Linked DNA regions of Homo sapiens: region 1 is linked to region 2. The links are chromatin loops, found by intact Hi-C in ENCODE. Cell type or tissue: dorsolateral prefrontal cortex. All regions are shown on one strand. Links, peaks and the distances in the headings refer to the core of each region. The heading gives the core; the rest is flanking DNA.

The links. A loop is a pair of places that touch in the nucleus more often than their neighbours do. Peaks named below come from ENCODE experiments on the same cell type or tissue, not always from the same donor. Only the 100,000 strongest peaks of a DNase experiment are listed, where the experiment ranks them.
Region 1: a loop joins it to region 2, with 2.9 times the contacts of the local background. A loop is called at or near these places in 3 of 110 quality-filtered maps.

What each region holds. Positions count from the first base shown.
Region 1 is chr11:95,430,070-95,440,369 of GRCh38, reverse strand. No RefSeq gene overlaps it. Among named protein-coding and RNA genes, the nearest start is that of SESN3, 200 kb to the right of the region's middle. In dorsolateral prefrontal cortex, for the core only: no CTCF peak of the experiment used is centred there; no DNase peak of the experiment used is centred there; H3K27ac peaks cover 571 bases.
Region 2 is chr11:95,692,797-95,703,096 of GRCh38, reverse strand. It overlaps LOC107984377 (a long non-coding RNA gene), which reads right to left and starts at 3,740. Exons shown (of 2, transcript XR_001748337.2): 1 at 3,558-3,740; 2 at 1,923-2,663. In dorsolateral prefrontal cortex, for the core only: no CTCF peak of the experiment used is centred there; a DNase peak (open chromatin) is centred at 3,963; H3K27ac peaks cover 6,309 bases.

The DNA of each region.
Region 1 (10,300 bases), core at 934-8,933, 260 kb after region 2:
GCTTATCAGCTTAAGGAGATTTTGGGCTGAGACGATGGGGTTTTCTAGATAAACAATCATGTCGTCTGCAAACAGGGACAATTTGACTTCCTCTTTTCCTAATTGAATACCCTTTATTTCCTTCTCCTGCCTGATTGCCCTGGCCAGAACTTCCAACACTATGTTGAATAGGAGCGGTGAGAGAGGGCATCCCTGTCTTGTGCCGGTTTTCAAAGGGAATGCTTCCAGTTTTTGCCCATTCAGTATGATATTGGCTGTGGGTTTGTCATAGATAGCTCTTATTATTTTGAAATACGTCCCATCAATACCTAATTTATTGAGAGTTTTTAGCATGAAGGGTTGTTGAATTTTGTCAAAGGCTTTTTCTGCATCTATTGAGATAATCATGTGGTTTTTGTCTTTGGCTCTGTTTATATGCTGGATTACATTTATTGATTTGCGTATATTGAACCAGCCTTGCATCCCAGGGATGAAGCCCACTTGATCATGGTGGATAAGCTTTTTGATGTGCTGCTGGATTCGGTTTGCCAGTATTTTATTGAGGATTTTTGCATCAATGTTCATCAAGGATATTGGTCTAAAATTCTCTTTTTTGGTTGTGTGTCTGCCCGGCTTTGGTATCAGGATGATGCTGGCCTCATAAAATGAGTTAGGGAGGATTCCCTCTTTTTCTATTGATTGGAATAGTTTCTGAAGGAATGGTGCCAGCTCCTCCTTGTACCTCTGGTAGAATTCGGCTGTGAATCCATCTGGTCCTGGACTCTTTTTGGTTGGTAAACTATTGATTATTGCCACAATTTCAGAGCCTGTTATTGGTCGATTCAGAGATTCAACTTCTTCCTGGTTTAGTCTTGGGAGAGTGTATGTGTCGAGGAATGTATCCATTTCTTCTAGATTTTCTAGTTTATTTGCGTAGAGGTGTTTGTAGTATTCTCTGATGGTAGTTTGTATTTCTGTGGGATCGGTGGTGATATCCCCTTTATCATTTTTTATTGTGTCTATTTGATTCTTCTCTCTTTTTTTCTTTATTAGTCTTGCTAGCGGTCTATCAATTTTGTTGATCCTTTCAAAAAACCAGCTCCTGGATTCATTGATTTTTTGAAGGGTTTTTTGTGTCTCTATTTCCTTCAGTTCTGCTCTGATTTTAGTTATTTCTTGCCTTCTGCTAGCTTTTGAATGTGTTTGCTCTTGCTTTTCTAGTTCTTTTAATTGTGATGTTAGGGTGTCAATTTTGGATCTTTCCTGCTTTCTCTTGTAGGCATTTAGTGCTATAAATTTCCCTCTACACACTGCTTTGAGTGCGTCCCAGAGATTCTGGTATGTGGTGTCTTTGTTCTCGTTGGTTTCAAAGAACATCTTTATTTCTGCCTTCATTTCGTTATGTACCCAGTAGTCATTCAGGAGCAGGTTGTTCAGTTTCCATGTAGTTGAGCGGCTTTGAGTGAGATTCTTAATCCTGAGTTCTAGTTTGATTGCACTGTGGTCTGAGAGATAGTTTGTTATAATTTCTGTTCTTTTACATTTGCTGAGGAGAGCTTTACTTCCAACTATGTGGTCAATTTTGGAATAGGTGTGGTGTGGTGCTGAAAAAAATGTATATTCTGTTGATTTGGGGTGGAGAGTTCTGTAGATGTCTATTAGGTCTGCTTGGTGCAGAGCTGAGTTCAATTCCTGGGTATCCTTGTTGACTTTGTGTCTCGTTGATCTGTCTAATGTTGACAGTGGGGTGTTAAAGTCTCCCATTATTAATGTGTGGGAGTCTAAGTCTCTTTGTAGGTCACTGAGGACTTGCTTTATGAATCTGGGTGCTCCTGTATTGGGTGCATAAATATTTAGGATAGTTAGCTCCTCTTGTTGAATTGATCCCTTTACCATTATGTAATGGCCTTCTTTGTCTCTTTTGATCTTTGTTGGTTTAAAGTCTGTTTTATCAGAGACTAGGATTGCAACCCCTGCCTTTTTTTGTTTTCCATTGGCTTGGTAGATCTTCCTCCATCCTTTTATTTTGAGCCTATGTGTGTCTCTGCACGTGAGATGGGTTTCCTGAATACAGCACACTGATGGGTCTTGACTCTTTATCCAACTTGCCAGTCTGTGTCTTTTAATTGCAGAATTTAGTCCATTTATATTTAAAGTTAATATTGTTATGTGTGAATTTGATCCTGTCATTATGATGTTAGCTGGTGATTTTGCTCATTAGTTGATGCAGTTTCTTCCTAGTCTCGATGGTCTTTACATTTTGGCATGATTTTGCAGCGGCTGGTACCGGTTGTTCCTTTCCATGTTTAGCGCTTCCTTCAGGAGCTCTTTTAGGGCAGGCCTGGTGGTGACAAAATCTCTCAACATTTGCTTGTCTATAAAGTATTTTATTTCTCCTTCACTTATGAAGCTTAGTTTGGCTGGATATGAAATTCTGGGTTGAAAATTCTTTTCTTTAAGAATGTTGAATATTGGCCCCCACTCTCTTCTGGCTTGTAGGGTTTCTGCCGAGAGATCCGCTGTTAGTCTGATGGGCTTTCCTTTGAGGGTAACCCGACCTTTCTCTCTGGCTGCCCTTAACATTTTTTCCTTCATTTCAACTTTGGTGAATCTGACAATTATGTGTCTTGGAGTTGCTCTTCTCGAGGAGTATCTTTGTGGCGTTCTCTGTATTTCCTGAATCTGAACGTTGGCCTGCCTTGCTAGATTGGGGAAGTTCTCCTGGATAATATCCTGCAGAGTGTTTTCCAACTTGGTTCCATTCTCCACATCACTTTCAGGTACACCAATCAGACGTAGATTTGGTCTTTTCACATAGTCCCATATTTCTTGGAGGCTTTGCTCATTTCTTTTTATTCTTTTTTCTCTAAACTTCCCTTCTCGCTTCATTTCATTCATTTCATCTTCCATTGCTGATACCCTTTCTTCCAGTTGATCGCATCGGCTCCTGAGGCTTCTGCATTCTTCACGTAGTTCTCGAGCCTTGGTTTTCAGCTCCATCAGCTCCTTTAAGCACTTCTCTGTATTGGTTATTCTAGTTATACATTCTTCTAAATTTTTTTCAAAGTTTTCAACTTCTTTGCCTTTGGTTTGAATGTCCTCCCGTAGCTCAGAGTAATTTGATCGTCTGAAGCCTTCTTCTCTCAGCTCGTCAAAATCATTCTCCATCCAGCTTTGTTCTGTTGCTGGTGAGGAACTGCGTTCCTTTGGAGGAGGAGAGGCGCTCTGCGTTTTAGAGTTTCCAGTTTTTCTGTTCTGTTTTTTCCCCATCTTTGTGGTTTTATCTACTTTTGGTCTTTGATGATGGTGATGTACAGATGGGTTTTCGGTGTAGATGTCCTTTCTGGTTGTTAGTTTTCCTTCTAACAGACAGGACCCTCAGCTGCAGGTCTGTTGGAATACCCTGCCGTGTGAGGTGTCAGTGTGCCCCTGCTGGGGGGTGCCTCCCAGTTAGGCTGCTCGGGGGTCAGGAGTCAGGGACCCACTTGAGGAGGCAGTCTGCCCATTCTCAGATCTCCAGCTGCGTGCTGGGAGAACCACTGCTCTCTTCAAAGCTGTCAGACAGGGACACTTAAGTCTGCAGAGGTTACTGCTTTCTTTTTGTTTGTCTGTGCCCTGCCCCCAGAGGTGGAGCCTACAGAGGCAGGCAGGCCTCCTTGAGCTGTGGTGGGCTCCACCCAGTTCGAGCTTCCCGGCTGCTTTGTTTACCTAAGCAAGCCTGGGCAATGGCGGGCGCCCCTCCCCCAGCCTCGTTGCCGCCTTGCAGTTTGATCTCAGACTGCTGTGCTAGCAATCAGCGAGATTCCGTGGGCGTAGGACCCTCCGAGCCAGGTGTGGGATATAGTCTCGTGGTGCGCCGTTTCTTAAGCCGGTCTGAAAAGCGCAATATTCGGGTGGGAGTGACCCGATTTTCCAGGTGCGTCCGTCACCCCTTTCTTTGACTCGGAAAGGGAACTCCCTGACCCCTTGCGCTTCCCAGGTGAGGCAATGCCTCGCCCTGCTTCGGCTCGCGCACGGTGCGCACACACACTGGCCTGCGCCCACTGTCTGGCACTCCCTAGTGAGATGAACCCGGTACCTCAGATGGAAATGCAGAAATCACCGTCTTCTGCGTCGCTCACGCTGGGAGCTGTAGACCGGAGCTGTTCCTATTCGGCCATCTTGGCTCCTCCCCTACAATTCTTTAAAAATGTAAAAACCATTTTGCAATCCAAAAACAGGTCATCAGGATGGATGTGACACACTGGCAGCAGTTTGCTGACCTGTGTTCTACTACATGGCTTAGCAATCTGTTTAGCCTTAGCCTGAAGCTTCCCCTCACTGTTTCCTTTCTTCTTTTACTTGTCTTCTTTTTTCTTTCCTTACATTTTATCCATGTTCTTTTAATGGAGAAGTTAAAAACCCAAGTGTGAAGTCAGCCAAGCCTGGGTGCAAATCTCAACCCCAATGCCAAATGTTGAATAACTGCAGACAAGTTACTTAATATCTTGTAGCCTCTGTTCCGGCACCTTTAACATGATCCTGTAAAAACATCCTCCTAAAACTGTTGGGAAGTTTGAGACAGAGGATGTGCCTGCAGTGAAATACTGGAGACAGTTCCAAAGGCTTCTGAGAGCTGATTGTTAAATTCTCAGGAAATTTACAAGCCAGCTCTTAGGCTGTTGGTAGCTTGAAATCAGCCATGGTGCACATACTTACACTACAGAAATTGGCAAACACTACAAATCAGTCTTCCTCCCCACTCCCCAGCCAGTTGTTAAATGTTTACAGCACACCACTGTATTCTAAGCACTTTTCCCCCCTCACTCTTCTTACCTCCTTGGATCTCCCTGTTTCCAGTTTCACACTGCAAGGAATTAATGATATACCAGGAGGAATCTTGAGAGAGGAAAACATGCAAGCCTCCCAGGAAACTCTTAACAATAAGATCTTCACAATTCACACATCCTTTTAACCACTGTTGTGTTTTTCAGGCTGCAGAGTGCTACCCACTCAGTTAACACCCGTTATGTTGAAAAGCATTTGCTTTTCACAAGGAGGCATGTAGACTTTCCTATAAGTGCCAATAGAGAAAAAAGTAGATTGCTCCGTGATTTCCCAAATGCTAAGTGCAGCGAGACTGAGAGCTAGTAGAGTTTCTGAAGATGCCATGTACAATTGATAGATTCTGTTAATAAACCTAAGAGGAAGAACAAATTTGTGAAAGGAAAACACTTAACTAAAATGAATGGGCATTTCAAACCAGAAAATCTTCTGGGAGATATTCTTCTTCCTGAGTGGGGCATTAAGTTTTAATTATTTTTTATGGTAGAATAAAATATTCTTCTTTTCCTTGACTTATAATCTTTTAGGTTCACTATTTGACCCAGAAAATGAAGATACAAGATTTAAATTCTTTTCAGAGAATCCATTGTTTTTTGTTTTGTTTGGTTTTGTTTTTATTCAATTTAACAAACTATTGAATACTCTACCAGCTAGGAGTTGTGCTTGGCTTCTAGCCACAGAGACCACAGGACAGTGGTTTCAAGGAGATAAAAGTTTGTTTCACTGAAATGTGAAAGAAGTCTAGAGTTATGCATCTAAAGCTGACATGACACCTCTTTCTATTTTTGTCTTCCTTAAACTATAGCACCAGGCATTCATCCTTAATGTTCCTTCATGGTCCAAGATGGCTGCCAAAGCTGTATTAACCACATCCACATGCTCGGCAGAAAGGTGGGAGAAGGTGGGAGAAGAGCTGTCTATGTTTCTCTCCAGAGATTTTCCAGAACTCCCACCCATCAGCTTCTGCTTGATCTTATGGACCACTCCTAGCTGCAAAGAAAGCTGAAAAACAGCCTTCAAGCTAAGCACATCACCACCCCAAATAAAGTCAGAGCTCAGTCACTAAAGAAAAAGGGAGAAGGGTTATCAGATGGGGAACCAGCAATGTGCATTTGCTATAAGTGTTCCTTGCTCAAACATTTGTGTGTGAAGGAGAGAGAGGATGGGGGGGTGGGGGGGTGGGAGAGGTGTGTTGAATTTTGGGGACAAAGTAAAAATACATTTTTAAAAAGAGATTAAGACATTTCATGGTCTCAGACAATGTGTGATTTGGTCAACAAGACTCACAGTCAAATACCCACAAATACTCACGTGCACATGCACAGCCACAAACACATGCATAGCCGCCTTTGTAGATGAAGTAAGTAAATGAATTTTTAAAAGCACAAACAGCCATGGAAACACTATGTTAATTCATGCTGCCAGTGTTCCAGAGCATATGATGCCTAAACTCTTTGCTTGGTTTCTCCCTATTTGGTCTAGAGTGGAGTGAGTTTGTGTGTGTATCTGTGAATGTACTCATCCTTTTTTGTAAAAATGGAAGTGGATAGAAAATGAAATAGAGAATTCTTTCCCAATTTATTTCTACTTCTCTCCTTCATTTTCTATGTTGAACTAAGAAAAAAACATTGTAATGCCATCACATATGTATATATGTATTTTTCCTGTGTCTTCTTTTAAAAAATATTTAAGATCTACAGAGATAGACGTAAAAACAATTTTAAAACATCAGGAAATGGGAGTAAAATGAAAATCATCACGAAAAAAGGCAACGTAGAAAGTAGTTAAGAGCTAAGATTCCAGGACTTTGTTCCAACCTGGCTCCCTTCTTTTCTCAGCTACACAACTTTGGGCAAATAATTTTGTGCATAAAACAAAGTTTGTGTTAAGTACTTATTTGTGGCATTTTCCACTCGTGGCATCATATCAGCACTCAATAAGTTTCAGATTTTGGAGCATTTTGAATTATGGATTTTCAGATGGGGATGCTCAGCCTGTAGCTATATGAAGTAGGTAATGATTTTATCACCATTTTGCAAACAAACAAAAAAAACCCTGAGGCTCAGAGAGGCAAAGTCTCCTGCTGAGCTTCACGGCTAGTTAAATGCTAGAATGAGGATTTGAACTCAGGATAGGATGTATTTTGCTGCTGATGTCTGAATGCCATCACTGACAGGTCTTCTTTGAGTGGACAGAATGTGTATGGGGGACTTGTTAATTTGGTGTGGACTCAGTTTTCAGAGGAAGGAAGTGAAGGGTGATTCAGAGCCCAGGGCATCCTGGAGTGAGACAGATCTGGATGGCAGCTGGGAGGAAAGTTGAGATCAGGGAGAATGTGGGAAGCTACTGGGCAGACAATGGCATAGAACAAGGAGGTGCAAGCATTCATTCATTTTTGCAATTTGTAAATGTTATCTACGAATTTCCTAGGTGCTGGGAATAGTAGTGACAGTGAAAGAAAGAAATGGTCTCTGCCCTTGTAAAGCTTACAGTCAAATGTTCAGAGATACTATTTATAGACTATCACAAGTAACTATAGAATTACAACTGTGATAAGTGAGTGCTTCAAAGAGGTTGAACATGGTGACATAAGATCCAGGTCAAGGACTTTGGATTGTGGGTAGTATGTCATAGCAATTCAAGCTCGCTGAGCTCCCACCCCATTTGCAAAGGTTTCCAAAGCAGGCACATGTCATTCACTAGGACTTGTTGGTAATTCAGAAAACTCTAGGAAAGCTAGACCAGTCCACCACTTCTGGAAAGAAAGAAGAGACACTCTCTACACAGGGTCATAGACTGCGTGAGTTCTTCTCATGAATGCAGGCTCAGGGTGAAGTCACATGGAAATATTCACGCACTGTAACAGAAAAAATGCTCAAACCAATGCTGGGGACAACCATGCCCCCATACGCAGCTGGGCATATTTCCAAGTAAGCTGACCTTTTGTTACATGCTTCTGGAGGCAAGTAGAAGAACAGCAATGAGCAGAAATCACACAAAAGTGCCTGACCTTGCTTGTTCTGGGGAGATAGTTTGACTCCAAAACACCTGCACTCAAATTATTTCAGGCTGTTGCTGACTGAAAATAGAGCTCTGGAGATAAGTTCTCTTCAATCCTGTGATTTAAAATCTTATCAAAAAAGATGCCTGGGAAAATTACACTGAGCAGCACAAATGACTTAAGAATCTAGGTCAATCTGTGAATGAGGTATTTACAAAGCACAGGAAGCTTGAGCCTCCCCTGGCCACCCGTAATCCCCTGGATGTTCATCCTCTGGTATCTTTGCATGTCCATGGATCTGACCTTCTCACTCCTTCTTGGGGGTCCTCTGGAACTCATGCTGTGTTATCAGAAAAATGTCTCTGCATTTTCAACTACTCTGAATTTGTCCTTTCCACTGTGGATGTGTCGCACACCCTAGGAAGGTACCACTTACGTCATCTTCTATGTAAATGGTATCCTATCAAGTTGGATAATGCCAGCAACACTGCCTCTACCTGTTGCCCTGCTAAATCCTTACTCTTCTAAGTGCAGGCTATTTTTTTTTTCTCTCTCACAGCTCATCCTTGTTTCCAAGTTTATCTTCAAAATAGTTTTCCTCCTGCCTTCAAAATCCCTAAGCCCTTCAGTTACCCAATAGCCCTCTTTGTTACTGTGAAACACAAACCCTGGAGAGCCCCCTTCTCCAGTGGCTTTAGCACCAGACTGTCCTTTATTGTACTGCTACTCACATCATTCTTGCACACTTCAATATTCATGTGTATAATCCATCCATCACTCTGGCCACCCCGTTCCTCAATCTCCTCACTTTCAACTATCTGTTCCTTCATCCCACCTCATTTATGTAACCCTATAATCATGTCCTTGACCTTGTAATCTTCTCGAAAATCTCAATTTTGAGTGCCCTGTTTTGTTTTGTTTTTTTTCTTTTTTATCACCAGCTCTTGTACTTTAGGCTCACTTCCTCTAAATATTTTTAATCCAAAAATTCCTTAGTCTCATCAAGATGACCCATCCATTGGAGCCACATTGAGAGAACTAACTCCACTTTCCTTCTTCCTTGCCCAGTGAAGAGTTTATGGTCATTATGATCATTTCTTTATAAACACTCTTAAATCACCAGCTTCCATTTCTGCAGAGCCAACCAGACTAAGCCCAAACCGATTAAACCCTACTATCTCTTACTCTAAACGTGCAGTCCACACAGCTGAATGTTTCTAGACAGAAACACACCACATGATTGCAAATCTCAAATAGGCACTAAAGTAGACATCTATAATTTTTCACTCTTCAAAACTGTTTCATAGTTTTTTCTCTCTTCTCAAATTTCATGCACCTGTGCCCTTCCACTCTTGACCTTGTGTTATATTTCACTAAAGAAATAGAAGCAGACATTAAACAAAGAACTTCTTCCCACCTCCAAATTCCCACCCTGTCTGCACTGGAGATGCTCGGTTTCCCCTCATGTTGGTTTGAATGAAGCATCCCTGCTCCTGGCAAAGGTGATCCGTATGCCTTTGCCCTGGACCTCAACTTCTCACCTTTTCCTAGAATCTGCTCCGGTAATTATCCTTTCGACTGTTTTGCATTATGGATCTTTCCCTCTCTACTAATTTATCCCAATCAGCACACAAGAATGCTGTAGTATCCTTGTCTTAAAATGAATAGCAAAAGAGCTCAAGCCCACATTTCTTCCAACCTCTGCCTTATTCCCAGTTTTCCCTCTATAGCAAACTTCCTCCAATATAGTAACCACTAGCCACATACCTGTGCTGTGTATTGAGATGTGCTGTGTAAACACACATACCAGATTTCAGAGCCTTTGTAAAATAAAAAAGTAAAGTATTGCCAGGCATGGTGGCCCATGCCTGTAGTCCCCACTACTACCAAGGCTGAAGTGGGAGGATCACTTGAGCCCAGGATTTCTAGGCTGTTATGAGCCATGATCATGCCTCTGCACTCCAGTGTGGGTGACAGAGAGAGACCTTGTCTCTAAAAAACAAAATATGTGTCTCACAAGCAATTTTTATATTGATTACATATTTAAATTATAATATATTTTATTAAAATTAATTTACCCTGCTTCTTTTTACTTTATTAATGTGCTTAATATGGCCATTTATTATATAGCTACTAGAAAATTTAAAATTACATACATGGCTCACATATGTCACTTGCATTATATTTCTATTGAACTGCACCCATCTACACAGCCTCCTCTGTGACCATTAGTCCCACGGCTCTAAATATCCTAAATATGATCTATAGGAAGATAGATGTCCTTTGACTCTCAACATTTTCAGCTCTGGTCTTTCTTCAGAACTCCACTTTGCTATGCCCCATTATCTATTCAATAGTTCTACATGGATGTCTAAAAGATATCTAAAACTTACCAAGGACGAAATAGAACTACTGCCTATCCTCTACCCTAAATTGCCTTCTCCAATTCTCCTTATCTTAGTAAATAGCACTACTGGTAGTGCTAGCTAAAAATAT
Region 2 (10,300 bases), core at 963-8,962:
TCGCACTTATCCCCTCCCCACCAAATAAACAAGTTGCACTGGTTTTCCTAAATCTCTCTCTGAAGACTTGGTTGAAATTGAAGTGGTCAGTATTATGTTGGGTCAGAGGTTAAATTCTGGACTAAATTGGGGGAACACAGAGACTTAGAAGGATTGAGGATAAGTGATAAAGTTTTTGTTAAACTGTAAAATGCATTTAGGATTTAACATTTAAGCACCATTGTTTAGAAAATGCCATGATTCAAGCTGACATGAAAATGTGTGTGTGTGTGTGTATTCATATGGCTCCTTTCCCAGCTCTTAAAGCCTCGCCATGACTCACTGCTCTTTTTCCCCCAGTAAATAATCTTCACCATGAATTGAATTAACTGGAAATGACAGATAGCAATGTTTTATTTTATTATTACTATAAATCAGTAGTAGCTAAAGGATGTTTGCTTGGTAGGTCTGGACTCTTTAGTCTTTGAGTTTCCTGAAGGTCAGAGGTTTTTAAAATTCAGAAGGGTATTAAGTGTGGGTCCTGAGGTTATCTTTCTGTTTGCGAGAGGGATAGACTAGAGATAATACTTTTTAAATACTTCTTTTTTTTTTTTTTTGACAGAGTCTCGCTCTGTCACCCAGGCTGGAGTGCAGTGGCGGGATTTTGCCTCACTGCAAACTCTGCTTCCTGAGTTCAAGCAATTCTCCTGCCTCAGCCTCCTGAGTAGCTGGGATTCTAGGTGTGTGCCACCATGGTCAGCTAATTTTGTTTTTTGTTTGTTTGTTTGTTTTGGTTTTTTTGAGACGGAGTCTCACTCTGTCACCCAAGCTGGAGTACAGTGGCGCGATCTCGGCTCACTGCAAACTCCAACTCCCGGGTTCTTGCCATTCTCCTGCCTCAGCCTCCCGAGTAGCTGGGATTACAGGCGCCCGCCACCAGGCCCAGCTAATTTTTTTGTATTTTTATTAGAGACGGGGTTTCACTGTGTTAGCCAGGATGGTCTCAAACTCCCGACCTCAGGTGAGCCACCCTCCTCGGCCTCCCAAAGTTCTGGGATTACAGGTGTGAGCCACTGCTCCTGGCCTAAAAGACTTCTTATAACCCAGGAGAATTTAAAACATAAAAAAAAGGACTTCTTATAAAAAAAATTTTTTTTTTAGTAGAGATGGCATTTTGCCATGTTGGTCAGGTTGGCCTCGAACCCTTGACATCAGGTGATCCACCTGCCTCGTGGTGGTGGACGTCTGTAATCCCAGCTACTGAGGAGGCTGAGACATGAGAATAGCTTGAACCTGGGAGGCGGAATTTGCAGTGAGCCGAGATTGTGCCATTGCACTCCAGCCTGGGCAGCAGAGCGATTCTCAAAAAAAAAAAAAAAAAGTTTCTCCTGGTTGCTTTCTGAATGAATGGCTTGAGCATTTAGGTTCTTTTTTATAGGGAAATTTTTCTTTATTGCAGTGAAAGAAGTTAAGATGCTTCAGGAACTGAGGCTGCTTTATGCAGCACTTAACACAGTAGTAAGAAAGTACTCTGGATGCATTTGTTGATTAAATGATTGAAAAGTCAGCTGCTCGACTCTTTTCTCTATTAATAAAAACAAATGTAATCCTGGCACACAAACTGTAATCTGAAAATGGGTTTTAGAAATCCACTCTACTGAATAAATGGGCCATTAGAGCCTTTCATTATTGAGGTTAAGAAGGTACATTAGACTAGATGGAGGTGGGAATGAGGAGGAGGGAGAGGTATGTTTAACGATTTCTAAATGTTGATAGAGAAGACATTTTAGCTCCCAAGTTTTCATCTACCTAATATTCCTACTGACAGCATAAAAAATCATAATGTCTGGAAATTATCAGGAACTGTGAAGGGTTGAGATTTTATCCTACTTGTAAGTTAATACATTAGCCTGCTACAGTTTCATAGATGCTGACAGAACTCCTGGGTTGGAAACAAAGAATTTTATTACTCAGATTGACAGCAATAGGCAGAGTATCAATTTTTTGTGGCAGTTCCTTGAGCCCCATTTTCCACAGGGTGATGTGAAGAAGGCCAGGTGACACCTGCACATGAGCCACATGACAAGAGAAGAACTCTGAAACCAGGGAACTGAAATCCATTACAATGCACAGTAAGCATGCCTACCCTGTTGCTGGAGGTAAATTCTGTATCTTTCAAGGCTACTTTCTATGCAGAATCCTTGAAAAAGATATTTCAAAGCAAAAGAAGTCAGTGCCTCAAAGAAGGTACATTCTGTGTATTTCAGGGCTACTTTCCATGCAGAATCCTTGAAAATATATTTCAGAACAAAAGAAGTCAGCGTCTCTAATTGCAAGATGTTCAGAAAGTGAGAGTCCCACGGAGAAACTGTCCTCCAACGAAGTTCTTGGAAGAATGTGATATCTATGCCCAATGCATGCTGTTTCTTTTCCACTGCTATCGTTAAGCCACCATCTTAAATGTAGTGGTTTTCTCTGCTTTCAGTTTCTGCTTTCAAGTCTGGTTTGGAATTACCCTGGGTATCTTTATTTTTCTTGAGTCTTCCCCTTAAGGGTTCCCAGGAATCTTCGCAAACAAGGAAGGTGACAACTCAGCTAGGTCTCAGGAAGGAGGAAGTAACTTTTTCTGGGACAAATAACGACACTTGATGGACCCAGGCATGCCATAGTGACACTTGATTGATCTAGGGGAGAATAAATAAGAGGGGAACAAATGCAGTGTGGGTTAGAATGGGCAAATAAAGGAGAAGAGAGAAAGGGAGAGAAGGATCAAATACGACTCCTCCTTCTCCCAATAAAAGGGCTATGTAGTACAGTGTGGGGGATGAGAAATGAAGAGAACAGAGTTATGTGACAGAGCTTGACAACCACTGTTTATGACAAGCAGGTTGGTGAGCAGAAAACAAAAGAGAAAGAGAAGGAGGAAAAAAAGGAGACGTGAGAAATTGATGGAGATTTGCATAGTTCAAATCTAACTGCATTAGTTAAAATTTTTCCTTGAATATTTTTATCTGCCATTTCCAGTAGAATCAGGGATGGTATTTAGCATCTATTTATGAAAAGTAACACAGTGAGTCATAGAATACTGGTAAGGCTAAAGCCCCAGAGGAAACTGTGTGGGTAGCAGAGAAATCAAGCTTTCATACATTGAAGTAGCTGCAAAAGATAAAGATTCTTTTTTTTTAAGTCCCTCTATTTAGTATAGTGAACAATTTAAAGGAAGCTTGAAGAAAACATGTTATGTAAGTAAAAAGTGAATGTTTGATTTCTACAACTTACAGAGAAAGTTAAATGAATTCAGACTTTTTTTATAGGTGTAAGTGGGACTCCACCAGCACCACCAGACTTTGTGAATGGTGTCTGTGTCCAGAAGGCACCATCTTGCAATCAAGCTTTTTAATCTTCTCAGCATCCATAAAGACTTCACTAAATCTCTTTAACAGCAAAGCAAACAATGTGTCCATCAATGGGACAAAAACATGAACCAGATTGCCTCACTGCAAGCCCAGATTTGGACCCACAGTGTTAAACTATAATGGAAATTAATAAGGTGGAAAATCAAGAGAGAGAAAACATACCATTTCTTCCTCTCTCTCTTTGATCAAAGTTGACTCTCCTCTCTAAGATAGTGGGAGGTGATATGGCAGGTAGTTCTTTTCACACTGACTCACAGAACTGCTCTGTGCAAGAAACAACTCCCTCTTTGTGAAATCCAGGAACATCATGGCTGAGGCAAACAGAAATGCATGAGTAAAGGGATGTGCTGTTCAAATGGGCAGAGATGAGCAGCCTACCCTTGTGATCTTTCATACAGAAGGACTTCTGTTTGTAAAAGGCAGGGAAGGAGAGCTTGCTGAAGAAGCTGCCCTCAACAACAATATTTTTGGATTCTTACATGCTGATCTTTTAAGAAGTAGCTGAATTTCCTCATGAAACACTGTGTTTTTTCTCGTCTTCAAATGACTCAATCTGGCGTGCTGGAAATTTCAGTTTGTGGCCCAGCTTTCCTGCAGAATAGCTACATGGTCTTGCACAAGGTTTGCAATCCATGGAGAAGATAAGACAATGGGTATAAAATGTTAAGTCCTAGATGAATGAAAATAATAATTATTATGTAAGGAGTATCCCAAATCCATTTTCCTTCCTAAGGAGAAGACTTAAATTAGCCCTGTCCAAAAAAGAAATTCTTGCTAATTTTCTTTTTATCTCCAATCACCAGCATCCCGACCACAGGTCTTAACCTAGCATAGTATCCTTCCTCTTTCTTTGTTTCTTCCTGTAGAGTGTGAATACTACTTTTAATCTTATGTAGGTATTATTCGATGATTATTATTCTACTCTTTCTGTTCTCTACATATTGATCCTGCAAATATTGGCTGTTTCAGAGAGTGGAAATCTCTCAAGGGCATGGAATCATAAAAGTGAAACACAACTAGGTGTTGACTAATACTTTGTGTTAACTTGAAGACAAGGTTGATGATGATAATGATGATCTTTTTCACAGTTTACTAAAAGTAAGGGAAGTGGTAAATTTATTCCCAAACATCCCTCAGAGAAAGATCCTAAGATGTATGCAAAAATCATGGAGAGAGAAAAAAATAATGAAGAAAAGGAAGAATGACCTAGTCTTGTCCTTTTACATGTATAGAGAGCATTTCCACTTCTACATTTCATCATTATGTGAAATTCAACATGTCTTAAACCAAACTCTCTTTTCTCCCTCAAAGCAGCTCTCCTGATTAGCGTCCCCATTTCAGGTTTATTCTCATAGCTTCCTAAGCTCAAAACCCCTGAGTCATTTATTACTGCTGCCTCTTCCACGCACTCATACCCAATCAGTAATCAAGTTCGTTGTTTCTGCCTTCAAAATAATTTTCATATTTTTCCCCTTCAGTTGCCATGGATACCGTAAAATTTCCCTTTTTGCTTCATGCCTGGACAACTGTGGTAACTTCCCGAGTCTCTCGGCTCCAATCTGCCTTGCAGACAGCTGCTGCTGGAATAATTTCTTTTGCCATGTCATACCCCTGCCCAGAACCCTGCAGTGGCTCCTCACTGTTCTTACTTAAAACCCAAATCCTTTAAAGAAATTTGCATGGCCTTCTATAATCTGACCATATTTAAAGAATCCCTGCTAATTTACACGATGACTTTGTGCAAAATTGAGAAGTCACCCCCTCTGGGCATAGGAAGCCTTGCGATTTAAGGCTCAGCTAAAGAATCAAGCCTTTTTGCATTCTAAAAGGTGGTCTCATCCTTAGGGTGTACCCTGTCCTGCTGTAGAGTACACAGGGCCCTTAGAGAGCAGGGCAAAGGCTGTTTTTCAGCCTCCAACCACTCAGAGGTCCTAGGAGTAACCCTCACGGCCATAGGCAGGCCCTGCAGCCTTCCTGTTCAACCTGATTTCTTTTTGCATGGAAGCTCAATCCTTCTCTCGGACAACTTTGCTTTCCCTGAACAAGCTGTACTTAAGTTTACCAGAGTCCCTTGACTCATGTTTTTTGCATTTCTTGAAATACACTTCTGTTTCTTCATAGCTGGATAATTCTTGCTTGCCCTTCAAAGTTCACCTCCAATGTTACTCCTGTGGGAAGCCTTTTCTAACTCCATCGTCTGAAAAAAAATGACCTTCTTAGTTCCTATAGCAGTGTGCATACTCAGTTGTAGTACAGAGGAGTCAAATTTGATAACCTACGATGCAGATGGGCCAGAGTATGTACTTTTCAAATTTTGGGTGGCTGATTTTATGTGGCTCTGGATTTTAAGGTAACTCTGTGTGTTTTGGATAAATAATCTGACACTTCAAATGTTCTAACTGCCCTCTCTAGGGAGTAGATAGAGTCTGGAAGCAAGGGAAGGTTTGCGTGAATTAATGGTATCCAGGAAGCAGGGGAGAGGTGGGCAATTTATGTGCTGTCCTTCTTTGCTTGCTTCTGGGGCTCTAGTTAAGCTCATCCCACCTGGTCTTTGGGAGTCAGCCTCTATTTACATTAAAGCTGCTACTGAGCAGCGTATGGCTGTTGTAACTCCACTCAGGTTGTATTCTTCCAGGATGGGTGAGGCATGATGATGGCTCTTGTGATATGATTACACACACACACACACACACACACACACACACACACACACACACACACACACACACAGGTTTTCATATACAGTTCCTAGCTCAGAAACCTCATAATCTTTGTTATATTCTTTTGTCACAATGTTGGGGTACTTTAGGCCTTAGGAACAGGCCTCAGAAAATGGAATCTCTCTCTCTGACCTTCTCCTGCCTTCTTTTCACCTGCCCAAGGCAGGACTCTCATCTGATTGTGGGTCATGAGAACCTCATTCCAGAGTGGGTTCTACCCCATACTCCGCAGGAAGGAATGCTGCACAGAGAGATCCAGAAAACCCTGAGCAGGCAGGCCTTGCTGGGTTTATTCAGGTCATATCCTTTCTGTACAGTCACATTGTGACACAGTTGTCCATGCTTCCAGACCTTCCCTATGTATCTCTTCATTTGGCTGTTTATTTGTATTCTTTAAAATATCCTTCATAACATACCAGTAAATATGTTTCTGTAAGTTCTATGAGCTGCTCTAATAAATAAATCAAACCCAAAGATAGGGTCATGGGAACCCCAACTTGAAGCTGATCGGTCAGGAGTTCTGGAGGCCTGGACTTGAGGCTGGTGGGAGAAGGGGGCAGACTTGTAGGACTGAGCCCTCCATATGTGATATCTGTTGCTGTTTCTGGGTACATAATGTTAGAACTGATTGGAGGATACCCGGGGAAAAACCCCCACACTTTGGTCACAGAAGTCTTCTTCTGTGTTGATGATTGTTGTTGTGGTATGAGGGCAGAGGAAAACATGGTTTGCGTGTTGCTCTGAAACAGTATCCAAAGTGTTTGGCCATCACCTCTTGTTGATCAGGCCCCACGCTGGCTCTCGCGGTGCTTCAGATTCCCAGTGACTCCATTCCATCCCCAGCTTGGCCCATCGTTGCCTTGAGTAAGTTCACCAGCCAGCACTCATGGTCCACATTCCCGGAGGCATTCAGGAGCTTCTGGACTCCTTCCACATCATATGAGCACCATGGGAGTCAGTTGTCCCATAGCAGGCCTGTCTCTGTGGACACTTCCCTTTGTTGTTCTACCACTCCAAGGCCAGCTTGGATAGCCTAGGAAAGCAGGGCACTAGCATGGAAAAAATGCTTGTGGGTTCTGTCTCAATGTGCCTGGAGTTTTGTGGCAATTTCTGCTGCTGCAAAACCCTCCAGTCTCTATATACCTGGCCCCTGTGCTGGGGATAAACTCAGGGACTCATGATCATCTTCTCCCTTGTCTAGTCTTCTGTAGCTCTCCCTGTCTGATTTCTATCCCTCAAGTCAGAGGTCCTTTCCACTTTATTTTTACTCCTTGGATAGATGGCAACTTCCCTTAAATCATAATCCTTAAATTTCTCTAAAGAAAAATTTTTGTCTTTATTATCTAAGCTTTACTTGAAACTCAGACAATTTGGAGGTTTATCTTTACTATCTAAGGTTCACTTAGACAGTAAAGATAAGAGCTTTACAACATAGTAATATAATATAATATAATATAAGCTTTACTATCTAAAGGTTATAGTAAAATCATATGTTTCAAATTTCAAGTTTTGCTCCTGATATGGAAAGAGAAGTTGTTTACCTTTAGAAGTACCTTGATTTCTGAGAAAACCCTGGTTTTCATGACCACAGCTTTGCCATGGGCCTCATGATTCTCTGTTGCAAATCAAATGCTGAATGGTGGCCTTTTCTTTGCATTCTAGTTAAAACAAAATCTTCCTAGAGGTAACAGTGTATCTGGTTTAGTAGAGCACAGCCTTATGCAAGGAAGAGTGAAGAAAATCATTAATAAATTAAAAAATATTATCCACTGCCATAAAAACTCTTAAACTTTTATTGTAACCACAGGTTCACTGGACTGTCATTCCTTCTTAACTGAAAGTCTTCCAGGGGACTCTCTCTTACTCAACTTTGTGTCCTAATATAAGAAAAACAAAAGCAAGGTTTAGGGCCACCTTCTATCCTCTTCTGGTCCAATGGAGAAGACAAGAGAGGATCTCAAAGGCAGGGAACAGCACATACAAGGTAGAGAGGATAGATGAGCATTATTCTGGAAGCTTCTGAGTTCTTAAACAATTGAGTTCTACAGTGATTGATCAGGCAAGAATTTCCAGTCCTGCAAGTGGATATCCATAAAGGCAAGGACTAGATGTATGCTTTGTTGCTTCAGGCTGCTAAGAAGAGAAAACCATACAGCTCTCATTTTTATGGAGCTGGCTAGGAATAGTGCTGGCCCTTATGAATAATACCATACGTTCAAGGATTGGGATGTCCATGTGTAAGTAATAATAATAGTACAACAGCTATCAATTACTGAGCTCAGTACTATGTGCCAAGGGCTCTTCAGAAAGCTTCACATATATTAACTCATTTAATCCTTACCACAGTGCTATAAAATAGCTTCTGTTATTAACTTCATTTTACAGAGATGGAGCTAGAGGTGCACAGAGATGAGCTGATTTTTCTAAGGTCACACAACTAGAAATTAGCAGAGCTACAATGTAAACACAGGGAGGGTAACTTCAGGGCCACTATTCTGTATCTCTAACCCAACAATCCTGCGGAGACAATTCAAACATATTAGTTGTGCCTAAATTCAAAGTATTGCATTATAATAAAGCTATAAATCTATTTTCTATTTCAGGCTTATAGTCCTCAGCGAATTGCAGAAAGAATCTGGTGAACAAAAGAAGAACAACCTTGTTTCAAGTAGCAGATGTGCAAGGAGGGTCCACAAGGAAATTTCCCAAAAGGAAAATAGGTTCATACACAGATCATAGAAAATTCACTTTTATAATCCAAATAGTTTTCTAACTTTATTTCAAGTAAAATTTTTTTCCCCAAATAACATATTCCAAAGCAGTAAGATAGATCAAAGTGATGCTACAAAGCTTGAAATGGGGATGAGAGCTCAGAGTCTTAAATGCTCAACTTGCTGCACCCCACTGAAGCATTCGATAAATTCACTGTACTCCTTCTAGTACCCTTTTTCTGGGTCATTCTGCCACAAATTTTAAAATTCCAAGTATGATTAAAAGAAAGAGCTACTTTTCAAAATAGAGTCTGAAACTAGCTTTATGATATTTTATTTGAACATCCACATGTGTAAGCGTTAGAATTGCTGGGAAGATAACTGCTTAATTGACCAGGTGTGCACATCAGTTGTTGGGAGAAAGAGAAAATACCATTGATTTAATTTTTTAAAAAAAAATTCAACTTTTATTTTAGACACAAGAGGGTACAGGTGTAGGTTTGTTACATGTAAATATTGCATGATGATAAATTTTGGAGTATGGATCCCATCATCCGAGGTAGTGAGCATAGTACCCAATAGGTAGTTTTTGAACTCCCCCCTCTAGTAGTTCCCAGTGTCTATTGTTCATCTGTTGTTCCCATATTTATGTCCATGTGTGCTCAATATTTAGCTACCACTTGTAAGTGAGAATATGCAGTGTTTTGTTTTCTGTTCCTGCATTAATTCTCTTAGTACTATGGCTTCTAACTGCATCCATGTTGTTGCACAGGACATGATTTTATTCTTTTTTAAGGCTGCATAGTATTCCATGGTGCATATGTACCAGATTTTCTTTATCCAATCTACCATTGATGGGCACCTGGATTGATTCCATGTCTTTTCTATTGTGAATAGTGCAGCAATAAACATACGAGTGAATGTGTCTTTTTGGTAGAATGATTTATTTTCCTTTGAGTATATACCCAGCAGTGGGGTTGTTGAGTCAAATAATAGCTCTGTTTTAATGTTTTAAGTTCTTTGAGAAATCTCCAGACTGCTTTCCTCAGTGGCTGGACTAATTTGCATTCCCATCAACAGTGTTCCCTTTTCTCTGCAGTCTCGCTAGCATCTGTTGTTTTTTGACTTTTTAATAATAGCCATTCTGACTGGTGTGAGATGGTATCTCATTGTGGTTTTGATTTGCATTGCTCTGATGATTACTGATGCTGAGCATTTTTTCATGTTTGCTGGCCACTTGTATATCTTCTTTTGAGAGCGTCTGCTGGTCTCAAACTTCCGATCTCAAGTGATCTGCCCCTCTTGGCCTCCCAAGTGCTGGGATTACAGGAGTGAGCCACTGTGCCTGGCCCCTTTGCCTATTTTTAATGGAGTTATTTGTTTTTTGCTTGTTGAATTGTTTAAGTAGAATAGATATTTCAAGGGAATAATAACTAAGCTAAAATTTGAAGAATGAGTTGGTAATTATGGATAA